Regions from separate parts of the Homo sapiens genome. Here region 2 is linked to region 1. The links are chromatin loops, found by intact Hi-C in ENCODE. Cell type or tissue: PC-9. All regions are shown on one strand. Each heading gives the region's core, and the rest is flanking DNA. Links, peaks and the distances in the headings are about the cores only.

What was found. Hi-C counts contacts between places; a loop is a spot of excess contacts. Peaks named below come from ENCODE experiments on the same cell type or tissue, not always from the same donor. Only the 100,000 strongest peaks of a DNase experiment are listed, where the experiment ranks them.
Region 2: it touches region 1 in a loop (7-fold over the local background); 20 of 110 quality-filtered maps call a loop at or near these places.

The regions. Positions count from the first base shown.
Region 1 is chr12:8,889,194-8,892,115 of GRCh38, reverse strand. No RefSeq gene overlaps it. Among named protein-coding and RNA genes, the nearest start is that of PHC1, 24 kb to the left of the region's middle. In PC-9, for the core only: CTCF peaks have their summits at 1,184 and 1,384 (motif pointing right); no DNase peak of the experiment used is centred there; H3K4me3 peaks cover 407 bases.
Region 2 is chr12:9,037,989-9,040,910 of GRCh38, reverse strand. It overlaps a transcript of KLRG1 not described here. Among named protein-coding and RNA genes, the nearest start is that of LINC00612, 26 kb to the left of the region's middle. In PC-9, for the core only: CTCF peaks have their summits at 1,143 and 1,344 (motif pointing right); a DNase peak (open chromatin) is centred at 1,320.

The sequences.
Region 1 (2,922 bases), core at 121-2,620:
CAGGAAGCCCTTGCCCCAAAAATAAAAGCTGTAATGGGAATGGGTAATGGGTACAAAAAAATAGAATGAATAAAATGTAGTATTTGATAGCACAACAGAGTGACTCTAATCAATAATAATTTAGTGTGCATTTTAAAATAACTAAAAGTACAATTGTATTATTATTTTTTCTTGAAACAGAGTCTCACTCTGTCACCCAGGCTGGAGTGCAGTGGCTCAGTCTTGGCTCACTGCAACCTCTGCCTCCCAGGTTCAAGCAATTCTCCTGCCTCAGCCTCCTGAGTAGCTGGAATTACAGGCGCCCGCCACCACGCCCGCCTACTTTTTGTATGTTCAGCAGAGATGGGGTTTTGCCATGTTGGCCAGGCTGGTCTCCAACTCCTGACCTCAAGTGATCTACCCACTTCAGCCTCCCAAAAGTCCTGGGATTACAGGCGTGAGCCACTGTACCTGGCCTAATTGTATTGTTTGTAACACAAAGGATAAATGCTTGAGGTCATAGATATCCCATTTACCCGGATGTGATTATTACACATCACACGCCTGTATCAAAACATCTCATGTATCCCATATACCTACTCTGCACTCACAAAATGAAATTTTTAAAAACTTTTTATTTCCATAGGTTATTGGGGCACAGGTGGTATTTGGTTACATGAGTAAGTTCTTTAGTGGTGATTTGTGAGATTTTGGTGCACCCATCACCCGAGCAGTATACACTGAACCCAATTTGTAGTTTTTTATTCCTCTCTCCCTTCCCACCCTTTCCGCCCAAGTCCCCAAAGTCCTTTGTATCATACTTATGCCTTTAATTTTTTTTAACTGAAAAAACTTTTTAAAATAAAACTTTTAAATAATGTTATTGTTCATTTCAGGAATATCCAGACAACGTATTTTAAATTGCTTAGCTTTCCAGTACAGTTATCAAATGATTATTCATGCTCCAAAACTTTTTTAAGCCCTCACCTTGCTAAATCATGATCCGTACCCAAACTTAATCAGAGCCCTTCACTGAAAGACCCACCTTAATCCAACCTAGAACCTCATAAATATCCTCCCTTTGCCCTCCCCTCCCAGATGCTGCTCAAGTTTCCGCAAGGCGGTGTGCTCCCTTGCTAAGACATGAATAAACTCCAGCTTTGCCTATCTGTGAGATTTCGGGTGGTGTATTTCAGGGCGCTGACATTTGGCAAAAGTAATAGTATAGGTTACATCCGAGGAGGGAACTGAGAGAAGAAATGTGGAAGGTGTCTCTTAGGACCTTTGAATTTTTACGTGGGCGTGTATTGTCTATTCGAAAATAAATGCTAAAACAAAACAAAAAGTTTAAAAGCAGGACACCATTGTGTAATCTCCTTTCTGACCAGAAGGTGGCGCCTCCACCTTTCCTGGGGCTGGGGAAGGGGAAAGCTGTAGAGAGGGGAGAAAGGTCCCAGTGAAACAACAGGGGCCTACATTGAGAGTGGAAATTTTACCTCCTGGCAAGAAAGGTCCAGAATCTCTCTTCACAATAATAGCTAATATTTATTGAATATATATTAAATGCCAATTAAGATTTTTAAAACAGGCCGGGCACAGAGTCTCAAGCCTGTAATCCGAGGACTTTGGAAGGCTGCAGCCAGTGGACAGCTTAAGTCTAGGAGTTTGAGAAAAGCCTGGGCAACACGGTGAAACCCTGTCCCTATTTTTTAAAAATAAAAAATGAAAGATTTTAAAACAGCATTCTTCTTTTTTTCTTTTCTTTTTTTTTTTTTTTTGAGACGGAGTCTTGCTTTTTTACCTAGGCTGGAGTGCAGTGGCGTGATCTCAGCTCACTGCAACCCCCGCCTCCCAGGTTCAAGCAAATCTCCTGCCTCCCAAGTAGCTGAGATTACAGGTGTGCACCACCACTCCAGGCTAATTTTTATATTTTTAGTAGAGATGGGGTTTCATCATGTTGGCCAGACTGGTCTCGAACTCCTGAGCTCAAAGTGATCCACCTGCATCAGCCTCCCAAAGTGCTGGGATTACAGGCGTGAGCCACTGTGCCCAGGTTTAATACAGCATTCCTAAGGTAAAATTGGTATACAATAACAGCACATATTTAGTGTACAATCTGATGAATATTAACATGTATTCAACCATGAAACTATCACCATAATCAAGATAATGGAACATATCACCCCCAAAGCTTTCTTGTGCTAATTTGCAATCCCTCCCTTCCTCCCTATCAGTTTTAAGTACTTTACGTAGATAATTTTATCTTCACTACCACTCTTTGAGGTATTATCACTCCCATTTTACCAAGGAGGAAACTGAGGTATAGTTAGGCTAAATAAATTGCCCAAAGTCATTCAGCTAGCAAGATGTAGAGCTGTTATTTGAACACAGGCTGATTGACACTAGATACACACTACATCAGCAATTTTCAAACTGGAGTACATGTATCTCTGGGGTGTACAAAGCCTTTCCAACATGGACAGGGCTGAAATTTCCAGATTTTGACTTCCAGATGCAGTCTCCATCTTGACACTTCACCAAGAATGTTCTCTACGTGTCAAAGCATCTTCTTTCCCCTCTCCCTGCTCACTTTACAAAAGGTTACTGCAACTCTCATTCCTTCCATGGTATGCTGTTCTAGGGCACACACATACACACACACACACACATACCCCCTCTTGACCACCAAAGATAATTTGAAATATTGTCACTTTGTGTAGATAAAGTACTTTCATGAAAAATCTTTTTGGAAGTCAAGATTTATAATTCTTTCAACCAAATTAAAGGAGCATCTAATCAAGTTGAGTGCTGATAAATCAGTTTTTGATGAAAGATTATTATAAGGTTTTGGTATATAACTTGAAAGAGTTCACAAAATTCACTGGCATTGCTAAAGCTAAATGCCTTCTACTCTTATTTATATGAGTGAGATTTCTCAAATAA
Region 2 (2,922 bases), core at 132-2,631, 150 kb before region 1:
ACTTAGTTGTCTTCCCATTGACATTCCCATTGAACAACTACAATCTCTCAATGTTTCAATCAATGAACCGTTTAATAAGCAGTTGAAAAAGGAATCTGAATTCTAGTTGTTGTTTGAAATCTTTCAGTGATAAGTTCTTGTAAGATCAAAACATTTTGAGCATGAAGATCTGCAGAATAGTTTTCAATAGTTTGGAAAACAACCCCAGAGACAATAGTGAGGCACCCTTTCAGAAAATGTCCTGTGATGTCACAGACCACACAACCACATATAAAAACAGAAAGTCTGAAAGTGATTCAGAAGAATTACATTCTAAATAAAAGTAAGTTTTAGTAAAATTTAATATCTGAGATGAAGATGGGAGGGAGGCACTGGACAGAAAAGCTAGCTGACATTCCAAATATATCATTGCTATTTCATGACAGGACAATAAATATTTGGGTTGAACAATATGAAAGTGTCCTTCTTATAGATCCAAACCATCAAATGGTGAAAAACCTCCTGATTTCAACCTAATGGGTCCTACAGAATACTAAGGAAAGATTTCCTGACTTGGATAGCCCAACACAGAAGGCGCTTAAACAGAAAAATGGATAGCATGGTATTTATCTGTCAAGATGAGGCGAGAGAAGTTAAATTATATACTATTGTTCGAGGACAGACAAGGCCTAGGAACTTAGCACTGTGTGATTCTGTAATGAGTCTGTGCCATATACTGAAATTATATATTCATGATTATGGACCATTTCAAAATGGTAGCAAATTTACCACTATCCTACTTCTCTCCTACTTTTCAGAAAGTTTACTTTCCTATAATTGAGTGCCTTCTTTTTATTAAGAATCTGAAGTTTTTCTCAGTCTTATCTTCTCTTGACTTTTTCTTTACTAATTAGCCTTCTATTATTGATAGTTCCATTTTCCTTCTTACTGAAAGGTATCATTTCTTTTTTCTCTCTTACTCACTGTCATTCTAGTAGTGTCCATACCTGGCAATAACCTGAATGCATTGCGCAGGCATTTTTGCTAATCAAATAATCTATCTTGGAAATGTACAGTAACAAAGGGAATAATTGAATGGCCACTAAAGAACTATTTGTGTCTGAGTATTATCAAAAGAATGCACAAATTTTTCTAGAATCAAGGTAGTGAGAAAATGGTTTTTCCTCTAGTGATTGAATAGAAGAGACTTTACCCTTGATTGGCTACTAAACAAACAAAGAATCCTGGAAGAGAATCTGTAATCTCAGCACCCTCTGAAAAGTCACTGGACTGACTGCTTTAGCAACTGTCATTAATGGTGCAATTACTGGCATTGACCGAAAGAGGGCAGTTAAATCCTATAATGAGATAATGAGAATAATGTGTAGTAAGACATCAGTTGTTAAAGTGGTGTCATGAGGAAGAAGAAACAGAGGAAAAGGCCATGAACAGAAAAAAAAGTTTTTTAAAAAAGCATAAAATTATACATATGTCAAGAACAAATAAGATCGTTTTGTCAATCCTAAGTTTCTGTGTACACAAATTATTAGAGAAAAATACTTTTTAATCATTCTATTTGTAAAGTCATCAGAGAAGGAAAATACAATCTCACTTTCTAGTATTTCACATACGCAATCTAAGCTGGTTTTCTCATTCTTCTATTCTCAGTAAAAGCATAGAGTAGCCATCAAAAACAACAAATGAGAGAGGACAAAGAGAATAGACGCGGAGGCGAAGAGATAAGCTTTGAAGGTGATAACTAATGTTATATTTAGCAATCGTCTACTTTATACATATGACCAACTTATTGAATGAACAGAATTCATATATTGCAATCAGGAAAGAGCTTTATTCTCCAACCAGAGCCTCCATACCCTTGGACAACTTATCAGACAAATCATTTAGCTCTTCTAATAAATTTAAGCTACTCTAACAGTCTCATTTGACTGAGAAAGTTTAATCCAATCTAAATCAAAATGTTATTCTTATAACCAATTCATTTTTTGTTTCAATTTTTTTTTTTTTTTTGAGACAGAGTCTCACTTTGTTGCCCAGGCTGGAGTGCAGCCCACGATCTCTGCTCACTGCAGCCTCCACCTCCTGGGTGGAGAATCAAGCGATTTTCCTGTCTCAGCCTCCCGAGTAGCTGGGATTACACGTGCCTGCCACCACGCCCGGCTAATTTTTGTTTTCCTCTACATACAGCTCTCACAAACCAGCAGTGGGGGAGTGATGCAGCCCTCCAGCCTCAAAGATGGGGAATTCAAAGAAGAGGGAAAAGTCTTGCTCTGGTACTATTGTTCTCTGGCCATGATTTTGTGTGGAAGTTACCTGGGATGGTTTTTTCATGTGTCAACTTTGCTAGGCAATAGTCCCCTGTTACTCAATCCAACACTAATCTAGATATTTATTGAAGGTATTTTGTAGATTTCGTTAAAGTCCGTAACCAGTTGATTTTAAGTAAGGGAAAGTATCCTAGATAATCTAGGTGAAATTGATTCAATATCAGTTGAAAGGTCTTAAGAGTGGAATTAAGGCTTCCCTGATAAACATGAATTTCTACCTATAGACAGCAGCTTCAGCAGCTTTGGCTTCTGCTAGAGAGTCCCAGCCTGCCCTTCCTGGCAGCCTGCCTTATGGATTTTGGAATTGCCTAGCCATGAGCCAATTCCTTGCAGGGTCTTGCTCAGTTGCCCAGGCTGGAGTGCTGTGGCACAATCACAGCTTATTGCCATCTTGAACTCCTGAGCTCAAGCGAGTCTCCAGCCTCAGCCTCCTGAATAGGTAGGACTATAGGCAAGCACCACCACACCCAGCCAATTTTTTATTTTTTGTAAGGATTGGGGGTTCCCACTGTGCTGCCCAGGCTGGTCTCAAACTCCTGGCCTCAAGCAATCCTCCTGTCTTGGCCTCCCAAAGCACTGGGATTACAAGCATGAGCCA